Regions from separate parts of the Homo sapiens genome. Here regions 2 and 3 are each linked to region 1. The links are chromatin loops, found by intact Hi-C in ENCODE. Cell type or tissue: A673. All regions are shown on one strand. Each heading gives the region's core, and the rest is flanking DNA. Links, peaks and the distances in the headings are about the cores only.

Region 1 (5,000 bases), core at 1-5,000:
TCTCCAAATTATACAGATGCATAGATGTACGTGTATCTTTACTGTGAATTGCTCGTTCTTTCACTTGAAATATTTTTAAATTTACATTTTAAGATCTTGATAAAGTATTTTGTTGGATATTCTTAAAATCATGATTTTTAGATATGGAAGTAACTTGAGGTCAAGCTAATTTAGGAATTTCTAACCTGAACTTTCTATAGAAACTTATAATTCAGTAATGGGCTTTGGGGAGTCTATGGACACCTCAAAATTGTGGGCAAATTTTGCATGACTGTTTTATGTGTGCATTCCTGAAGAGAAGACCCTGACTGCATTTAGAGCAATGATTAAATACAGCAGTCATGTAATGAATTGTCTAGATGCCACTATTTCTTAAGGATATGGTTCAAAAGGAGTATGCATTTACCCTTACACCGCAGAGATATTTTATATTGTAGGACTGCACAGTTGTTTCATTGGGTCAGTAGAATGTACACTACTCTATATTTAATTTAAAATGCATAATTGCTGGGCTTTGTGCTTATAGATTTTGAAATGCTACCAAAAGTGCCTTTTGCCCAGTTCTGGGACTCTTAAGGACAGGCCCAGATCACCTCTACAGACTTAGATGTCTCAGCCTTTTTGCCCAGCTGATGAGATCTCTTCCAGAGAGAGGTTTGGATATTTGGCATCTCTTCCTCCCCAGGGTGTCCATTAGGTTTATTGAATAATGATATTAGGCTGAGATTCAGCAACTTCCTGCAGTGGAGTCAGGATCCCAAGGAAAATACGCAGGAGGCATATTCCACATAGAACCCATTGTCATCACAGACTCTAGGAAATAAAACCTCTTAGGGTGCTTAACAGGGATTTTAGCTTAATAGTAGGTAGGCCTGAGGAGGTCACTATGCCAGTTTTGTCTTATGCCTTAGGCTGGCTTATTCTTTTTTCACCTAGCTTATATTCAAATCTTAACACTTTTAGTCTTACCGATCAAAGGTGGGGAAAGACAATCCAGTGTAAAATACGTTAAGGCTGAGCAAGGGAAGGCGAGGGTCTTGGTCTAAGCTGCTCATCTTAAGCTTTCTTAGGCAGGGTTAGTGACCCAGCAGGTGGCAGCTCTAATCTCTCCTTCCTATAGTAATAGCCTTGTGGGAAACCACAGAACAGGGAGAAGCAATGTAAAAAGAGAATAACATCAAGTTGGAGACCAGGGCCCAGGACAGTGGCCTAATAATGAATAGGCTCATATTTATGTAGAATGGAGGCTGGGAGTGAAGCAAGGGGACTGACAGGAGTCCTGGTCCAACCACCATGCCACACCTCTGGGAAGATAGTAATGGCAGAATTAAATTAAGAATCATACTGCCTATACCATTTGGTAACCTGTTTTTTTTTTTTTTAAACTCCATTATGAATTTCACCGCCTCCTTCAGCATTCTTTGATTTCATAAACAGTATTCTATAATTTAGATTTAGTCCTATTTTATTTGTCAGTCCCCTGTCTTTGAACATTTATGTTATTTCCAGTTTATGGCTGTTCTAAATAATACTGTAATGAAGAGCCATGTACATGATTTCCTAAAATACAATTCTGTTGTATTTTTAGAAGTGGATTTACTGAGGGTTTGTTTTAAAGTTGGTTTTAGAGATTTAAAAAAGAGCCCCACATGAGATCTTGTTGGAGCGAAGGCTCCGTGAGGTCAGAACCATGCCTGCCTATATTTCTAGCATCTAGCACAGTGCCTAGTATGCTAATCAATATTTATTGAATGGTCACATGAATGTTTCCAGGGATGACTGCATATTACATATCTATGTGTTGGTTTAGAAAGGTTGCATGGGAATAGGAAACCAGGAAGAATAATACAAGTAGTAAATTAATCCAACCATGAGGGCAAGCAGGCATTGTTATTTGCACTTACAGCCTAGGATATTCCTTTTTTTTTGTTTTGTCAAATGCCACAGGCTGATTATTCTCTTTTATTCCACCAGAGGGCAGTGTTCCAAGGATTATCACAGGAAGCATTGTCTGCCTGCATTCAGTCCTTACTTGGAGCGTCAGAGTCTATCAGCAAAAACAAGGTTTGATGAAGTGTTAGGTGAAATCCTGTTTCCTGGTAAAATATTGTGGAATATAGCATTTACTTATAGGCACAGAAGTTTAAAGCTGTTTTGGCAGTAGGATTTGTTTAACATGATTGAATTTTGAGGCTCTTTGAGAGAAACTGTTATTTCATTATAGTGCTAAATAAAGACTGTACTATATAAGAGAGTCCAACTTTGCTAAAGTACCAAAAGTGGTACTTAGGTTACACATTCTATAGAGTAAAGGTTTCTTGTTGTAGTCCTAGCCACTGGGGAAATGATACTATTTCCCTGGAATACCAAGAAAGCATTTTCAAGGAAACATCACAATTTATAATCATCTCTCTCTACGATAATGTTTTAAATAGTTGAATGTTCTTACATGGAGGAAATGAGTCAGTCAATTTTGAGGACAGGTAATTGTGGCTCTGGGTTGTGTGACTAGAAGGAGTCACCATGACTGTATGGCTTACAATTTTGTTTGTTTGTTTTGAGACAGGGTCTTGCTTTGTCTCCCTGGCTGAAGTGCAGTGGTGTGATCATAGCTCACTGCAGCCTCTATCTCCTGAGCTCAATCCATCCTCCTACCTCAGCCTCCCAAGAATCTGGGACTACAGGCATGTACCTTCATGCCCCTGCCAAGTTTTGTATTTTTTGTGGAGACAGGATTTTGTCATGTTGCTCAGGCTGGTCTCAAACTCCTGGGCTCAAGTGATTTGCCCACCTTGGCCTCCCAGAGTGCTGGAATTACAGGTGTGAGCCACTGTGCCTGGCCTTTTTTTTTTTCTGAGAGAGGGTCTTACTCTGTCACCTAAGCTGGAGTGCAGTGGTATGATCTCTGTTCACTGCAGCCTCAACCTCCTGAGGTGAAGCAATTCTCCTGCTTCAGCTTCCTGAGCAACAGGACTACAGGTACCTGGCTAAATTTTTTATTTTTTGTAGAGACAGGATCTCACCATGTTGCACAGGCTGGTCTCAAATTCCTGGGCTCAAATGATCCTCTTGACTCAGCCTTCCAAAGTGCTGGGATTACAGGTGTTAGCCACCGCACTTAGCGGTTTACAGTTTTTAATCCAGAAGGGATCTGGGGCTGAAGGCTGCTGGCATGTGCTTCTCCCACAGACCCTGAGATTTTTTTTTTTTCCCAGGAAGTAGAGCATGTTCAAAAGTGTTGCTTTGCTTAACTCTCCTCTTAAAATACCTGTCACCTATAGGGAAGGAGCTGTGGGAGCTGTTTCTAGCCAAAATTTTCTTCCCACTTGGAGTGTTCAGATCCTGTGAACTTTTTTTGATATATGGATTTATAAACGTGACTTTTAAGGCTTTTATATATATATATATAATATATACATATAAATTATATATATATAATATATACATATAAATTATACATATAATATATACATATAAATTATATATAATATATACATATAAATTATACATATAATATATACATATAAATTATACATATAATATATACATATAAATTATATATAATATATACATATAAATTATACATATAATATATACATATAAATTATACATATAATATATACATATAAATTATATATATAATATATACATATAAATTATATATATAATATATACATATAAATTATATATATAATATATACATATAAATTATATATATAATATATACATATAAATTATATATATAATATATACATATAAATTATATATATAAAAGTGATATATACATTTTATATATATGTATCTCTCCACAGAATAATTTGGGATCTTGTTGCTAGGAAAGCTTTATCTTTGTGACCACTATATTTTTCTCATTCATGAAATGGAGAGGTGAAATGAAATTTTCACATGGGGACTAGAAATAAAGTTATAGACAGGCAGATTTAAGTTTTAACAAGTATTTCCAAGTCTGTGCCCGCACATTTTTGATAATAGGTGAAATTAGAAAACACATGTCTAATGTTAAGGAAATGGTTACATAAATTGTGGCATGTTTTATATAACAATATTACACAGTCATTAAATTTTTAAAAATGAAACAATAAAATTTAACTTAAACATATTAAGACAACAGGTATTTAAGATGCAAATCAGATAATATGGTATGACTATGTAATAAAATGCATTGAAGAAAATATGTAACAGTGAAAGCTTTTAGGTGACTATGGATGATTTTTTCTCTCATTCCCTATACATCTCTTTATTTTCTACAGTGATCCTGTGTTTCTCAGATCTCAGGAGGGAAAAATATGACCTAATTTTAAAAAAAGTTCATAGGCTTATGTCCTCTTGTACCACTGTCCTCTCTCTTTTTTTTTTTTTTTTTTTTTGAGACAGAGTCTCACTCTGTCACCCACGCTGGAGTGCAGTGGCGCTATCTCAGCTCACTGCAACCTCCACCTCCTGGGTTGAAGCCATTCTTGTGCCTTAGCCACCCAAGTAGCTGGGATTACAGGTGTGTGCCACCACGCCCAGCTAATTTTTGCATTTGTAGTAGAGACAGGGTTTCACCGTGTTGGCCAGGCTGGTCTTGAATGCCTGACCTCAAGTGATCCACCCGCCTTGGCCTCCCAAAATGTTGGGATTACAGGAGTGAGCCACTGCACCTGGCCATGTCCTTTCTCTTAAGGGAGGCATGAAAAGCGTTTTGATAGTTCGGTCTTTTGCCCTCCTTATCTGTAGGCCATCCTCTTTTATCTAATTCTGTTTCCTACATATTATAAGAGGTTTAAATATGTATGGAGAAGCTCTCAATTTGATAGACACTAGCTTATTATTTTCATGGTTGAGCTTGTGTACTTTTTTTTTTGTTTGTTTGAGATGGAGTCTCCCTCTGTCGCCCAGGCTGGAGTGCAGTGGCGTGATCTTGGCTCACTGCAAGCTCCGCCTCCCAGGTTCACGCCATTCTCCTGCCTCAGCCTCCCTAATAGCTGGGACTACAG
Region 2 (5,420 bases), core at 208-5,207, 210 kb after region 1:
GAACCCCTAATTACCCAATTTGATGTGATCTTGAAATCTTTTTCTGTGTTTTCTCTGTTATTCACCCAGTTTGGGAAGGAGTGCCCTGTGCTCTCCCCAACCCCAGGCTCACTTCCCTACCCTCGGATTCCCTCTACTTACTCATGGTTCACACTTACCAGTTGGCTGCAAGAGATGAGGGTGGTTGGCTGTCAGGCTTACTGGGGGCAGGTGCAGAGGCTCAAGATTTGTTGTCCTGGGCTTCAATGCCCATTTCAAAGTTGGACATACTTTAGAGTCAAGAAATTGAAAGGTACTCCTAGGTGACTATAAAAGGGAGTTGGTCAGTGGTTCCTAAACTTTGCTGTATAGTGGAATCACCTGAGGGTCTTTGACAAGTATTGACACCTGGACCCCAGCTTAGACATTATGATTTAATTGATATTGGCTGTGACTGGGCAGTGGTGCATGTAAAAGCTCCCCAGGTGATTCCAATATGTAGCAAAGTTTAGGAATCACTGTAGTAGGATAGTTAAGCCTTCTGATTCTCAATGTAATGCTGCATTCACTAGTAATGAAAATAAGTGAGTAGTCACATGTTAAGGAAAGAAGTTTACCCATTTTGCTGATGGAAAACTGATCTTTGTATTGAGACAGACAAGAGTTTGAGACTGGAATATCCTCACTCCTCATCCACTGTTCATGCTGGCTAAATTTCTGAGACTTGAACAAGCCAAAGGCAGTCACCCGCACCCACAGAACTCTTTGCACACCACTTTTCACTTGATATGACCTCCAGTAATCCTCAGAGCCCTGTAAGGAAGGCAGTATCATTTCTTCCACAGATATGGAAACAGGAACTCCAAGGGATTTGCAGAGGTTAGCGAGCTAATAAGAGCCAAACAGGGAATTCAGTGTAGACCAAATGACTGCAGATCTCAAATTCCTTCTATGAGACCAGATTGCCAAGTAACTCTGGTCTCTGAAAATTAAGTTTAAAAGTGGCTTTGGGGCCAGGAGTGGTGGTTCACACCTGTAATTCCAGCACTTTGGGAGGCTGAGGTGGGCGGATTACTTGATCCCAGGAATTTGAGACCAGCCGGGGCAACATGGTGAAACCCCGTCTCTACAAAAAATATATAAAAATTAGCTGGGCACTGTGGCATGTGCCTGTAGTCCCAGCTACTCGGGAGGCAGAGGTGGGAGGATCTCTTGAGCCAAGGAGGTTGAGGCTGTGGTGAGCTGAGATCACACCACTGCACTCCAGCCTAGGTGACAGAGTCTCAAAAAAAAAAATTGTTTTGGTGTCTGTTTCTCAGATTTAGGAACTTGTCAAGTCTTACTCAAAATAGCATCAGAAATTCCAAAGGAGGGAGAACAAAATGACAGGAGTATTTCCTCTCGCTGACTACACACCTGATTTTCATACAGGGCAGAAGGTGACCGATGTCTACACAAAGGCTAAATCACTTATCCCCTGTGGCCACCAAAATCTGAAAAATGGGAAGTTGTTTTTGATAGGCCTCTGGCCCTTTGCTGTTTTTTGCCCTCCTATATTTGGTAAATTAATCATTCAGGGCATAATGATGTACCATAATTTGTCTAAGTCAGTATAATAACCCTGGAGTGTAGGGTTCTTTTTGTTTTTTTGATGAAACCAAATTGATTTATGTGATTCTAGACAGAAGACAAAAGGCACACTCCCCATGTTTGTGTTACAAATATTTAACTTGGATTAATGTATATAACAGCAGTTGGATGTTTTCTCACAAGCTGACAGAACTCAGAGAACATTATACTATTTAACAGTGTCAACTTTTTCTGTCAGGCAGAATCTAAATGGGTGAAAAATTAGCAAGACGAGCCATAAAATATCATTTTTATGGAGTGGGGGAGATTTACTTCAAAACAATGTTTCATTGTGTAATGCAATCTGTCATAGATTAGCTAGCAATCCAGCAGGATCTAACCTTGTGGAACAGAATGAAATTTCATTCTTCAAGGAGAGTATCCTTTAAGCATCTAGGTTCCTTTCGCAGCTTTTTCTTTGTCTGCCTCCTGGTCTAACCTTAAGTCCTTCTCTAGGAACCAAAGTTGTTTCCTCTTGCAGGGCAGGTCTTGGCTTCATTCTAAACATTCAGCTTTTCCTGTCTTCTTCCATTTGGCCCTTGACTTGACTGGCTTTCTTGGTTGCTGGATTAAACCCTCCTGCTGAATTGGCTGAATCCTGTTAATAGGTCTATCTGGTGCCCTAAGTTGTGGATCAGGTCAAATAAAGAGGAACATTCACAACCTAAAACAACTAGCTAGTGTACAACAAAAATAAAATCCTAAGCCCCCCAGCCGACTGAATAGGCCTCCCCTTCTTGGCTAAGGAGACCTGAGAGGAACCTGAAAAACTGAATTTCTAGCCACGATGGGAAGGGAGGTCAGATGTGCCTCATAATACTGCCCCCTTTTGGAGTTTAGGCAGAACTGACCAGCATTAACATTGAATAGAGATCGCAAGACCGACAACACAGACGCTTTGTGGCAGTAAGATACCAAGTTCCAACCTTCTGGCATAGCATCATATGACAGCAGACCCCAAAAGAAATAAAAATATTTTACCCCAAAATATATTTCTTTGGCATATTTTGAAATGGCCTGAAAAACTGTCTCTTGAGGGGAGGAGGGAGAATTTGCATCTACAGAGAATTCTCATTAATGCAACTAGGCCTTCCCTTTCTAGGTCTTTCCCAGATCTAGGAGAGATTAAATGATAACCTGACACCTTTAAGGTCTGAAAAGAGACATTTATTATCTATTCTTGCTGAAGTCTGCTACCGGAAGCTTCACGTACATAATAAAAACCTTGGTCTTCACAATACCTCCTTAACGCAAGCATTCTTTCTACTGATTTGAATTTAGACAAAGCATAACTTTTTCAACCAGTTGCCAATCAGAAAATCTTTGAATCCACTTGTGACCTGTAAGCATCACTCCCATCCTACCTTTCACGTCACACCCCCCTGCCAGGTGTATATGGGATGTATACCTTCCACGTATTGATTTATGATTTTACCTATAATTTCTGTCTCCCTAAAATGCATAAAACCCAAATTGTAACCCGACTGCCTTGGGCACACTTTCTCAGGACCTCTTGAGACTGTTCCCTGGCTGTGGTCACTTATATTGGCTCAGAATAAACCTCTTTAAATATTTTACAGAGTGTGGTTTTTCTGTTAACACTAGTTAATGGAATCTCCAGAATTAGTTTGGGGAGGAAATTTCAATAGGGAAATCATTTATGCAAGGATGGTCATCCAGAGCTTAGCAGAGTGCCAACAATAGGAAACAGAATCAAAACAACTCTGAAGGAAATCCTGTTGGTTTCTGCATGTCTCAGATTCCATTCTTGAACTCTTCCCTTTCTGAGGAATTTCCATAAAATAGGGTGACCTCAGTCTGCATGTTGTCAATGCTTGCTGGAGTCCAGTGTTAAGCTGGGCAGAGCAGGAAGCAGCTGAAAGGAGGGTAAACTGACACAATGTATCTGATAGAGGAAGTCGAGACTCCAAAATCCTCCTTAGTCTCTGTCAGCATATTGTCCTCCATATTGAATTTCTGATTCATAATGAGAAACATCTTTTACTGGGGAGCCATGTCATTTTTAGAATATTCTGGATATACCAAGAACAGCTGCTGGGAATCAGCTTTCTTTCCATTCATAATATTGAGCCCGAGTTGGTCTCCTGGTCCTTTTGCAGCAGACAGAATGCTTGTGCTTGGAGATGCCCACCCCCTTCCTCATTTGCATGCTGGTCTTCTCCAATCTGAGCACTTATCAGTTTCTTCAGGTAAACAGTTATTTCCAGATTCCTTACCCTCTTTGTTCACTCAAACAATGGTCTTTGTAACTGAGAACAAACTTAGAAGCAGGTGACAGATTATTTTTAATGCTGTCAGGACAAGTGGCTAATTTATGACATTTTCTTTCTAAGCTTGCCTTTATTCTTTGCAGATAGGATGATTTGGAACTCTTCATTGGAAATCCTCACTCGGTGGGAACATTAAGTCCAAACCTTTTTCCAGCAATTGGTCAGATGTCACTCAGGGGTGCTGTGGGATGGAAGAGAGTTTCTTGGTTGTTAGTTACTTTATATGGGGCTATGATTTGATGGTTTTCACCTTTTTCCTCTCCTTTAATCAACCAATCACCAGATAACTGTTGATCCTATCTCCTTTATGGACCTTGAACCCTTCTACTTCTTTCTATTTCCATGGGCTCAATCCCCGTCTAGCCACTGTTGTCTTCTGGGTGATTGCTGCAACTCTGAATTGATATGTCTCCAGTGTTACTTCTAGCCAATTTTCCATGTTGCAACCATACTGGTTTTCTTAAATGTGTGAATGTAATCATGTTATTTCCTTACTTAAAATTTCTCACTTTCCGTTATCTTTAGAATAAAACAAAACTTTATGATGAGTTTCTGTCTTAAATGTAGATGCTACTTAATATTCTTCTGACCTCCTGAATTGTTATCATATCACTGCTTCTCAGGACCCCCACTGGGCTCCTTTACAAGTCAACATAACTTAACCAAATGTCATCCCTATCTCATGGAAGTTATATCCAAAGAGGATAAAGATTCCTCCTCCTGGGAAGGGCAGGCAGAGCTTTGAGGGAGATGTACTTGGAGAACTGAAGACAGATGGTGCCATGGACTGAATTTTGTCTTCCCCAAATTCATGTTAAGCCCTAATCCACAGGGTGATAATATCTGGAGATGAGGCCTTTGGAAGATAATTTGATTTAGATGCGGTTATGAGGGAGGGACCCTCATGATGGTATTAGTGTTTGCTCTCGCTCTCTCCCTGCCACGTGAGGACACAGAAGGCAGCTGTCTGCGAACCAGAAAGGCCTTCACCAGAACCCGATCATACTGTCATGCTAATCTTAGACTTCCCAGCCTCCAAAACTGTGAGAAAATAAACTTTTGTTGTTCAAGCCACCCAGTCTATGGTATATTGTTACAGCAGCCATACCTAAGACAGATTGGGATACTTCACTTGCTAGATGGTTGTAATGAATCCACCCTGGACATGATTGTGCTGCTGGGTGTCAAAAACTGATAACCTCTCACCCTGATCCTTACCTTTAGTAGAGATCATCTACTGAACAAGTTTGAACTGGCAGCAAGGACTTCAGGGTCAGGCTTCTGGAGATGGGTCTTAGCTCCACTGCTTACTACGTCACCTTGGGTAAGTCATTTCACCTTTCTGTGTTGGTTCATCAATCAAATGAAGAAAATAACAGTACCCTCTTATATCAGGTATCTACTATTGCATTACAAACCCATTCAAAACTTGATGGTTTGAAATAACCATTGATTTTGCTCACAGTTCTGCAGTTTGCAAATTAGTCTGGGCTCAACTGTGCTGTTCAGGTCTTGGATGGG
Region 3 (5,420 bases), core at 208-5,207, 140 kb before region 1:
AGCTTCCTGAGTAGCTGGGACTACAGGTGCCTGCCATGACGCCCAGCTAATTTTTTTGTGTATTTAGTAGAGATGGGGTTTCACCATGTTAGCCAGGATGGTCTCGATCTCCTGATCTCGTGATCCACCTGCCTCAGCCTCCCAAAGTACTGGGATTACAGGTGTGAGCCACCGTGCCCGGCCGTATTTTTTGTATTTTTAGTAGAGACAGGGTTTCACTATCTTGGCTAGGCTGGTCTTGAACTCCTGACCTCAAGTGATCCACCCACCTCGGCCTCCCAAAGTTCTGGGATTACAGGCATGAGCCACTGTGCCCAGCCACCCGTCACCTGCTAGTGTAGACAAATGAATAAACTTAGACAAGCACATGGGCTCCCTCTATACCAGCCTAGACTTTGACACTGAAACTCCATGAGTCTGGGCCACTTCCTGCCACAAGTGTGAATGGAAAATAAATCATTTTCCAAGGAACCCAAAATCACTAAGCCAAGGAGTCAAGCTGAGAACTTTCAGGCAAACCTGCCCCCCATTTTATTTCCTAAATAAGAGAGCTACAAAGATTAAAAAAAAAAAAAAGCTACACACCTTGCTCATAATTTGCCCACAAGGAAATACCTAATTCCACAAGGAAGGGCTAATCAGAAACTCAACAGAATGCAACTGTTTGTCTCTTATCCACCTGTGACCTGGAAGCCCCGTCCCTCACCTCGAGTTGTCTCGCCTTCCTGGACCAAACCAATGTACATCTTACACATATTGATTGATGTCTCATGTCTCCCTAAAATGTATAAAACCAAGCTGTGCCCTGACCACCTTGGACACATGTGGTCAGGACTTCCTGAGGCTGTGTCACGGGCGTGTGTCCTCAACCTTGGCAAAATAAACTTTCTAAATTGGTTGAGACCTGTCTCGGATACTTTGGGTTCACATAAGGAAACAGGAAGCAGGGATCTGGTGTCTATTTCTTTTTCCAAGCACAATGTAAGCACAGTTCTAGGCTGTGTTTGTCTTGTGAGTCCTTCCTGGCTCCCCTCAGGCACTGGCTTTCTCTCCTCTCTCCTGCCTTCTCTTTCTGGATCCACCCTCCAAATGTTGGAGTTCCTTAGGGTTTGATTCTTGGAACTCTTCTGTGTTTATGTGTTCTCCCTAGATAGCATCATCCGTAAGTGACTTAAATAGCACTCATAATGCTTAAAAAAAAAAATTTCCATTTCTAGCCTGGACGTCTCTGAATTTCAGAATAAGGTAAATGAAGAATTCACCTTTATACACCTTAAGTTTGAAATGCCGGTGATTTATCCAACAGCCTCCTTGGTTTTGGTTTTAGCCGTATCACCGGCATCTCATTTAACTCAACGTATGCACATCTGAATTCTACTGACTCTCCTAAACTTGCACTCTGCTCCATCTCAGCCAATGGTACCACCCAGTTTCCTGAGCTAAGTGCCTTCTTTGACACCTTCCTTTCCAACACCACCTCACCTGATCTGTCACCAGTCCTGTCACTTGTTTTAAATCCTTGCACTGTCTCCCACCTCTGCACCTCTCCTCCTTGTCTCAGCCTGCTGTCTCACCCTTCTACTCTTCCTCCCTAAAGTCTGTAATCATCTAGCACCATCTTGTTAAAACATAAAAGATCATGCAGAGTCCCACTTAAAAGCTTACAAATATCTCATTGTACTTAAAATAAAGCTCAAATTCAGCAATGCCTAGAAGGCAGTGAGGAGTGGATAGGTATGAGAATGGCTGCTGATGTGGATTGCCTGGGTTTAAATCTTTTTCTTCCTTTTTTTTCCCCGCCATGACAGGATCTCACTCTGAGCGATACTCAGGCTGGAGTGCAGTGGCCCAATCATGGCTCACTCTAGCCTCTGCCTCCCAGTCTCAAGCAATCCTCCCACCTCAGCCTCCCAAGTAGGTGGGACTACAGGTGACACCACCATACTCGGCTAATTTTTGTACTGTTTGTAGAGACGGGGTTTTGCCATGTTGCCCAGGCTGGTCTCCAGCTCCTAAACTCAAGTGACCTACCTGCCTTGGCCTCCCAAAGTGCTGGGATTACAGGCGTGAGACACCGCGCCCGGCCCAGGTGCTTATTGTTAACTCCTGCTTCCTTAACCTCACCACAGTTTACACCCCGCCACTCCTGAGCACCGCACACCGGCTTCCTCCCAGTCCCTCATCTGAGAACTCATGAAGCCACTTGGAATCCCTCTCTGCTTTGCCTGGCTCATTCCATGTCAATTTCAGATCTTCACTTCAGGTCAGCTCCAAGGAGGCTATCCTTGCCCATCTTCCTAAAATAGAGCTCTCAAAACCTGGCTGTTTTCCTTCAGAGCACTGGCCTCCAATTGTAAGTAGATATTTATCTGTTTACTACGTGTCTCCATCACTAGGCGATACACTTCAGGAGGGGAGAATTTTTTGTTTTGGTTCTCTGCCATAAGAGTGCATGGTATTTACTAAGCATGAAATAAATAGTTGTTGGGGGGAAAAAGAATGAGTAAACGAATAAATGAAGTGTGGGAAACTCCTGAGGATGCAACTCTCTACCTAGCGGTGGCCAAAGCTACTGGATAAACCATGTATGTACCCATCTTTTTAACCTATGTGTGTTTTGCTAGAATGGAGTGTTCTAATTAGAAGTAAAAATTTGTTTGTTCTTTAATAGAATTTAATTTTTTTTTTTGAGCCAGTCTGATTCTGTTGCCCAGGCTGGAGTGCAATGGCACGATCTCGGCTCGCTGCAACCTCTGCCTCCCAGGTTCAAGCGATTCTCCTGCCTCAGCCTCCCGAGTAGCTGGGATTACAGGCACCTGACACCAGGCCCGGCTAATTTTTTGTATTTTTAGTAGAGACTGGGTTTTGCCCTGTTGCCCAGGCTGGTCTCAAACTCCTGACCTCAAGTGATCCACCCGCCTCGGTCTCCTAAAGTGCTGGGATTACAGGCGTGAGCCACCGCGCCCGGCCTTTTTTTTTTTTCTTCTTTTTTTAAAAATGTTTATCTGCAAGATCGAGACGGTATCTCACTATCTTGTTGGTTTCAAACTCTTGGGCTACAGGGATCCTCTCGCGTCGGCTTCCCAAAGTGCTGGGATTACGGGCGTGAGCCACCGCGCCCGGCCTATTAATAAAATCGGATGACCTTGCACTTTCTCAGTCAGCGAGTATTATTTACTACTCACCTCCACTTAGCAGTAGGGAGCTGTATTGCAAAGGGGGCTGATGAGCGCGGCTTGACGCCCCTACACACCCCGCCAAGGGGGTTGCTGCAGTTACGGTTTCGCCGAATGTCCGGCAGAGGGCGCTGCGAACACGCCGCTCCAGCCGCCGGGCAGGGGAGAGCGGAATGATATTCCCAATGACCGCAGTCAGAACCATCAGCGCATTCCTAGGACGCTTTCCAGCTGCTGGGTGGCTTCATACCCCGGTAAAGTGAATGGTTTCCAAGTTCCCGCTGAGTACTGGGATCTGGAGAGCTTTTGAAAAACACGGATTTCTGGGCGGCACTCTCAAAGATTCTGGTTCCATGGGAATTGGGCGGGCCCTGGACCCTCTTGAAGATGTTTCCTGTTGATTTTGATGATCAGGTTTGGGCCCCATTGGTGGGAACTCCCCAAGGCGACTAGGGAGCCGAAGGAGAGAGGAGGACACAAACCTGGTTTCCACTCCCAACCCTGTTGCTTTTTAGCTGCGCGATCCTTCTGTGTACTACCCCCCATGACAACTTGTAAAATGGAGCTAATGGTAAAGATAGGGCTAGGCCAGGCCCTGTGGCTCAGGCCTGTAACCCAGCATTTTGGGAGGCTGAGGTGGGAGGATCACCTGAGGCCAGGAATTCGAGACCAGCCTGGCCAACATGGTGAAACTCTGTCTCTACTAAAAATACAGAAATTAGCCAGGCATGTGGCATGCACCTGTAATCCCAGCTACTCGGGAGGCCAAGACACGAGAATAGCTTGAGCCTGGGAGGCAGAGGCTGCAGGGCTAGATCCCGTCTCAAAAAAAAAAAAAAAAAAAAGAAAAGAAAGAAAGAAATTTTGGAATTATCACTTTGGCTAAATGAATGACCATCATTTTATAGTGGCCTGTGATCCTAGGGTCTTAGGCACAGGGGATACAGCAATGAGCAAACATGCATTCTGATGAAGAGATGCTGACAATCACAACCACACAAATAAGCAAGATAATTTCCCATAGAGATAAGAGCTTTGAGGAAGCCAGAATGCAGGAATGTGATAGAAAGTGGCTGGCAAGAGGGAGCTGAGGCTGGTGGGTCCAAGAAGTCCTCTCCAGGGAGATGACATTTGAGCAGTGATCTGGACAATGAAAAAGCGCTGACTGCACCTCCAGGTGAGAAGAACTTACTGGGCTGAGGAGAAAGCAAGCCATCAAAAACCCCAAGGAGGGAGTTTGGTGTGTTCAGAGAACTGGAAGGAGGGAACGCCATGAAAGAGAGGCCAGTAGCATGTGCGGGGCAGAGAGGGAGCCGGCTTCTTAGCCCGTGGAGAGAGAAAGCAGGAACTAAAGCCAGCACCAACGGGAAGGGCTGCATCTGGAGAGAGAGGGAGAGCAGCTGCAGGTTGGTCAAGCTGCTGTAAGGCCCTGCCCAGGCCATACGAACACAGGGAGCTACTTTCCCTGTCCTCGGGACAAATGTCACAGAGGCAGAGAGGTCTGAGGGATGGGGGGATATGGAAAATAGTTGCATAACTTTAAGAGATGGGTGCCATTTAACTCATTTCACACAGGAGGCACTAAGCCAGAGCACACTGAATGATGGCCCCCATCTCAATTTCCTTCCAGCCCTGCTCCTTGCTTTCCTGCATCCATGCCACGCGATTTCCTGAATCCATGCCCCTCGCTTTCCCGCATCCATGCTCCTCGTTTTCCCGCATCCATGCCCCTCGTTTTCCCGTATCCATGCCCCTCGTTTTCCCGTATCCATGCCCCCCGCTTTCCCGCACCCGTGCCCCTCCGCTTTCCCGCTCCATGCCCTTTGCTTTCCCTGTGAGTTCTCAGGGCTCTATTTCCATTGAAATTAAAACCCAGTTCCCTGTAGAGTAACTGTCTATCAGTAGTTCGTGCCTAGTTTCCTTCTCCTTTGTATTAAGTGACACCATCTGGCCTTCCCAGTCACCTTGGGCTCGTGTTTCCTTTGGATGGCTTCCCAAGGGGCAGAGGGCTCCTGAGCAGCATGTCTTGTGACACAACTTAATTAGGATTGTATTTCATTCTGCATTTTACAAACAGATGACTTCAGCTTTGGGTTCTAAAAGGAAGAAAAGCAGACCCTCTTCCCTTTGGGACTTAGTTGAGTGACCATTTCTCTTACACATCTTACTAGACACTGTATGGAAAAGAATCTGGACAGACTCATTCCCTTCATTCTTCTGTGTACATAAGCTCCTACTACGGTG

What was found. Peaks named below come from ENCODE experiments on the same cell type or tissue, not always from the same donor. Only the 100,000 strongest peaks of a DNase experiment are listed, where the experiment ranks them.
Region 2: it touches region 1 in a loop (5-fold over the local background); 13 of 110 quality-filtered maps call a loop at or near these places.
Region 3: a loop joins it to region 1, with 2.2 times the contacts of the local background. A loop is called at or near these places in 10 of 110 quality-filtered maps.

What each region holds. Positions count from the first base shown.
Region 1 is chr13:45,509,791-45,514,790 of GRCh38, forward strand. It overlaps COG3 (component of oligomeric golgi complex 3), which reads left to right. Exons shown (of 23, transcript NM_031431.4): 15 at 1-26; 16 at 1,975-2,064. Among named protein-coding and RNA genes, the nearest start is that of COG3, 47 kb to the left of the region's middle. In A673, for the core only: a CTCF peak has its summit at 1,966 (motif pointing right); DNase peaks (open chromatin) are centred at 1,101 and 1,991; H3K27ac peaks cover 917 bases.
Region 2 is chr13:45,715,825-45,721,244 of GRCh38, forward strand. No RefSeq gene overlaps it. Among named protein-coding and RNA genes, the nearest start is that of CBY2, 16 kb to the left of the region's middle. In A673, for the core only: a CTCF peak has its summit at 2,439 (motif pointing left); a DNase peak (open chromatin) is centred at 2,417.
Region 3 is chr13:45,367,830-45,373,249 of GRCh38, forward strand. It overlaps TPT1-AS1 (TPT1 antisense RNA 1), which reads left to right. Exons shown (of 11, transcript NR_024458.1): 4 at 2,251-2,353. Among named protein-coding and RNA genes, the nearest start is that of TPT1-AS1, 29 kb to the left of the region's middle. RefSeq lists enhancers at 1-150, 2,700-3,200, 3,201-3,701. In A673, for the core only: a CTCF peak has its summit at 3,294 (motif pointing right); a DNase peak (open chromatin) is centred at 3,342.